2 separate regions of the Homo sapiens genome follow, and region 2 is linked to region 1. Evidence: read pairs that join two places in POLR2A ChIA-PET (ENCODE). Cell type or tissue: PC-9. All regions are shown on one strand.

What was found. Peaks named below come from ENCODE experiments on the same cell type or tissue, not always from the same donor. Only the 100,000 strongest peaks of a DNase experiment are listed, where the experiment ranks them.
Region 2: POLR2A ChIA-PET joins it to region 1 with 13 read pairs; 6 of 35 experiments call an interaction of 5 or more read pairs at or near these places.

The regions. Positions count from the first base shown.
Region 1 is chr10:69,359,810-69,362,309 of GRCh38, reverse strand. HK1 (hexokinase 1) reads right to left here. Exons shown (of 18, transcript NM_000188.3): 3 at 2,265-2,413. Among named protein-coding and RNA genes, the nearest start is that of HK1, 42 kb to the right of the region's middle. In PC-9, no CTCF peak of the experiment used is centred here; a DNase peak (open chromatin) is centred at 1,369; H3K27ac peaks cover 1,886 bases.
Region 2 is chr10:69,287,540-69,290,039 of GRCh38, reverse strand. It overlaps a transcript of HK1 not described here. Among named protein-coding and RNA genes, the nearest start is that of HK1, 30 kb to the left of the region's middle. In PC-9, no CTCF peak of the experiment used is centred here; no DNase peak of the experiment used is centred here.

The sequences.
Region 1 (2,500 bases):
GTCCAGGAGTTTGAGATCTGCCTGGGCAACCTGGCAAGATCCCATCTTTAAAAAAAAATTTTTTTAATAATTTAAAATAAAAATAAAGACTCAGTCACTCTTATTAAAGATGGCAAATGATGGCTAATACAAAAACTTAAAACATTTACTATTCAAAATTCCCACAACTAAGTAAGTGATATTTTAAGAATGTTCCATTTGTGCTTCTGAATTTATTAAAGCTTAAAAGTGCTCTGGGCTGGGTGTGGTGGCTCACACCTGAACAGGCAGTTCCAGACCAGCCTGACCAACATGGAGAAACCCCATCTCTACGAACAATACAAAATTAGTCAGGTGTGGTGGCGCATGCCTGTAATTCCAGCTATTTGGGAGGCTGAGGCAGGAGAATCACTTGAACCCGGGAGGCGGAGGTTGTGGTGAGCTGAGATCGCGCCACTGCACTCCAGCCTGGGCAACAAGAGTAAAACTCCGTCTTAAAAAAAAGAAGAAAAAAAAGAATTTGCTATAATGGTACTACATTATCATGATTATCGTCATCATCCTCTTTTCAGGCTGCTTAAAAGGAGGAGAGGAAGAAACAGAGACAGTAGGAAATAAAGTGATTCTAGGACTGAGAAGAGGGGACGATGGGGATAGAGGCTGGGAGAGACGAAGAGGGCAGTGGTAAGAAGGTGAGGGTACTCCCTTAATTAACAAACCTTGCTCCTAAAAGGTCAAGCCAAAACACACAGGGAATGTTTGTAAAACACACAGGGAATGTTTGCAGCACAGGGTGAGTCTCAGTGTTGAATGCGCCAGGCTTAGGTAGCTCAACCCAAGGACCTTGGGAAACAGAGTGATAGGCCAGTGTGTGTTCCAAACAGAAAGTGCAGGATGCCAAACCATGGGCTGCTGGCCACCTGCAAGGAGAAGCAATGCAGCAGCCAACTGGGCATGGTCAAGAGACCTACCAGCTGGCAGCCTTTGTGCAGGCGCCAGATGGATGGGCCAGTCTCTGCAGCCCCAGTAATGGGAGTAGCAGGGGAGCCCTTGGGCAGGGCCATCCAGTAGTGATGCACCCAGCTTTGGTGGCCTACTATAAAGTGGCTCACCTGCTCTAGTGACAGTGTCACCTGTGACACTCACTGTGACATAATCTGAAGGGCTCTGAACCCAAATCCCAGGGAGCAGGTTAGCCAGGATTAGCCCTTGTCTCTTGGACAAAGAAAAGGCTTGGTGGCTTGCTCCAGGTCCCACCCACAAGAACTTAAGAGCACAGTAGAGTCAAGAGAAGGCTCCTGGGTCTCATCTCGAAGTCCACCCCAGAACCAGAGTTCCCTGGAAATCTTAGTCATGAACCTTGCGGTGAGCACACCCTCCTTAAAGCAAACATTTGGCCAGCTCTGAGTACATATGCTGGACAGCAGCCACAACTCAGGAGGCGAGCCAGACTGGAGGAGCCAGAATGTCTACAGGAGAGAGGAGGAGTGCACCTTGCCCCACGACGGGCTTAGGGACCCAGAAATGACTGAAAACCTGCAGTGGGCTGCCTGAGCCCTGATCACAGGGTCCTCAGTGAGCTACAGACCCACCACTCCCCGCACCCAGAGAGGAGGGGGCAGGTGGACAGGCCCTTCCTAGGCATGCCCACAGCCCCTTGGGCAGGGAGGAAGGGCAGCCCTTCCTGGGGGCCCAGCGTGGGGAGCCCCAACAGGAGTGTAAAAGGAGGGGACCGTGATTTCCCTGCTTCCTCTGCTTTCTGTGCCAAGGGCTTGTGCAATGGTATTCTAAATCAGGTAACAAGAAGCCCCCAAATAGCCCAGAGCTGTGAGACCTCATTCCTGCCCGACAAGGCCACAGCCATACCCTACAAGGCCGGGGCCTCCAGTAAGTGGGTGAGGCCAATGACCAGGAGAAAAGGGCATTTTCACCCAGGGCTCTGCTAAACCTGCACTGGGGAACCGACCCCAGGATCCACAGGGAATGAGTGCATTTACCCAACAGAGCTGCGGAGCCTCCCTCCTCAAACCCAGACTCTGCTAGTCCAAGCAGCCCACTTCCACTACACCAGTTTGCCCAGACGGAGAGCCTCTGTTTAAGCAGGGCCCCCATGCAGGCTGTCACATCCTCTGCCCAGGAGTCCTTTTACATATGCATCTATGAGGGACTCTTTCCAGCAACCCTCTTCCAGGGGCTTGGGATGCCAGTGCTTTGAGGCCTGGTTCCTGGAGGTAACCAAGGGGATGCTGGCCCGACGGGGTGACCCGGAGGGAGCAGGGACCCACCTGGCTTCCACTGCCGTGCACGATGTTCTCTGGGGTGTCATAAACCTCGGACTCCATGTGAACATTCTGGTTTTTCTCATGATTCACTTGCACCCGCAGAATTCGAAAGGAAGACCCACCAAGATCCAGGGCAATGAAATCTCCCTTTTCTGTTTAGGGAGACAACAGGTATCACATGAGATTCAAATGTTAAGGGGAAGCCACATACCATGCCCGCTTCCTGGCAGGGCGTAGGC
Region 2 (2,500 bases), 72 kb after region 1:
GATTAATTTGAAATGAGCCCGCTACTCAGAACATAATTTATCCTATAAACATTTTCCAGGGTTTATTTCAACATCCAGGGGGAGAATCAAAGCTCTTTAAGATGTAAGAACGGGCTTCTGGGCTGGGCACAGTGGCTCACACTGTAATCCCAACACTTTGGGAGGATGAGGTGGGAGGATCACTTGAAGCCAGGAGTTCAACACCAGCCTGGGAAGCATAGTAAGACCTTGTCTCTGTTAAAATTTAAAAAAAAAAAAAAAAAAAATTGGCCGGGTGCAGTAGCTCACGCCTATAATCCCAGCACTTCGGGAGGCTGAGGTGGGCGGATCATATGAAGCCAGGGTTTCGAGACCAGCCTGGGCAACATGACAAAACCCCATCTCTACAAAAAAATACAAAATTAGCCAGGCATGGTGGCGCACGCCTGTAATTTCAGCTACTAGGGAGGCTGAGGCACAAGAATCACTTTAACCCAGGAGGCAGAGGTTACAGTGAGCCGAGATCATGCCATTGCACTCCAGCCTGGGCAACAGAATGAGACTCTATCTCAAAAAAAAAAAAAAAAAAAAAAAAAAAATTTTTTTTTTTAATGGGCAGAAGCCCATTTTTACATGGCAATATAAAATTCAGCCAGAGGGGGCTTCTCTTAGAGAAGAAAAAGCCAAACTCCTATTTCCAGCACACACTGATGACTTCACAGCATAACTGTCTAAAAAGCAATTAACCAGGGGGATACAGAACGATCCTCTGGGCTTCCCTTGGTCAGAACACAAGTGGCCCCTGCTGCACCAAGACTTAGAGGCTGGGTCTGAGGGGGCTCCTGCCTTGCCTCATGACGCTTTCCTGCTGTGCTCTTGGTCAGAGTTTTCCCTCCTCTAAGATGGACCCCAACACACCCCTCTGCCAGGGAGAGCAGGTTGAGCAGGCTATGGTACATGTGAGCCCTCTGAGAAGCTAAAGAAACACCAGAGCGGCTTGTAATCCCAGCACTTTGGGAGGCCGAGGTGGGCGGATCACCTGAGGTCAGGAGTTTGAGACCAGCCTGACCAACATGGAGAAACCCCATCTCTACAAAAAAATACAAAATTAGCCAGGTGTGGTGGCCCATGCCTGTAATCCCAGCTACTGGGAGGCTGAGGCAGGAGAATCGCTTGAACCCGGGAGGCAGAGGTTATAGTGAGCCGAGATCGCGCCACTACACTCCAGCCTGGGCGATGGAACAAAAACGTCTCAAAAAAAGAAAGAAAGAAAGAAACACCAGAGCTTACCGATTCTCGCTGGCAGATCTGCCCCATTGTGGGGAGGGCACTTGCTGACCTCGGGTCCTTTCTTCTGCTTTTCTACTCTCAACAGCTGGGTCTTGAACGCCTAGAGAAAGGCCAAGTTCAAAGAAGGCAGGGTCAGAGGATTGTCGGTCTCATTTTTGTCCTCACCAATTAGGAAGCTAAACACCCTAATACTGAGAACCAAGACATAGTGCAGACACATTTCTAGAGTATTCGTAAACCCAGGTAAAATGTCATAAAGTTTCTCCTTTTGTTTGTTTGAGGCAGAGTATTGCTCTGTTGCCCAGACTAGAATGCAGTGGCGCCATCATAGCTCACTGCAGCTTCTGTTGCTCAGGCTGGTTTCGAACTCCTGGGCTCAAGCAAACCTCCCACTTCAGCCTCCTAAAGTGCTGGGTTACAGGCCTGAGCTACTGCACCCAGTCAAGGTTTCTGGCAGCCTGTCATTCTAGAAGAAATTCCCTGGAGCCTGGTCTGGAAGTGGTACCTCGTCACCAACTACAACCTTCTCTGCTTATGACTATGTCCAAAGAAAGAGTCATGCTTTGGAGAGGAAATCCAATAGAAGTGGAAATTAGCAAAGACATCTCCAAAAGGCCAAGTCAGAGTCTCAGTCCGTTGACCAGGTTGGAGTGCAGTGGTGCCATCGTAGCACACTGCAGCCTCAAACTTGAACTCTTGGACACAAGCAATCCTCCTGCCTCAGCCTGCTGAGTAGCTGCAACCACAGGCATGGGCCACCATGCCAGCCTAATTTTTAATTTTTTTTTTTTTTTTGTAGACACAGTGTCTTGCTATGTTGCCCAAGCTGGTCTTGAACCCCTGGTCTCAAGTGATTACCCTGCCTCAGCCTCCCAAAGTGCTGGGATTACAGGTGTAAGCCACTGCATTCAGTCTACTTACGACTTTTAAAATCTCACCCTATAACTTTTTAAGGCTATTCTTTATAATGTACACATTATTTATATGTGATTTTTTAAAAAATGAGCTATAACTCACATACCAAAAGACTCACCCTTTAAAGTGTATAATTCAGTGGTTTTCTGTATATTCATAAGGTTGTGCAACCATCATCACTAATTCCAGAAAATTTTCATCACTCTATAAGGAAACCCATACCCATTACCAGCCATTCTCATTCGATCCTTCCCCCAGCCCCTGGCAACCACTAATCTACTTTCTGTGTCTGTGAATTTGCCTTCTGGCCATTTCG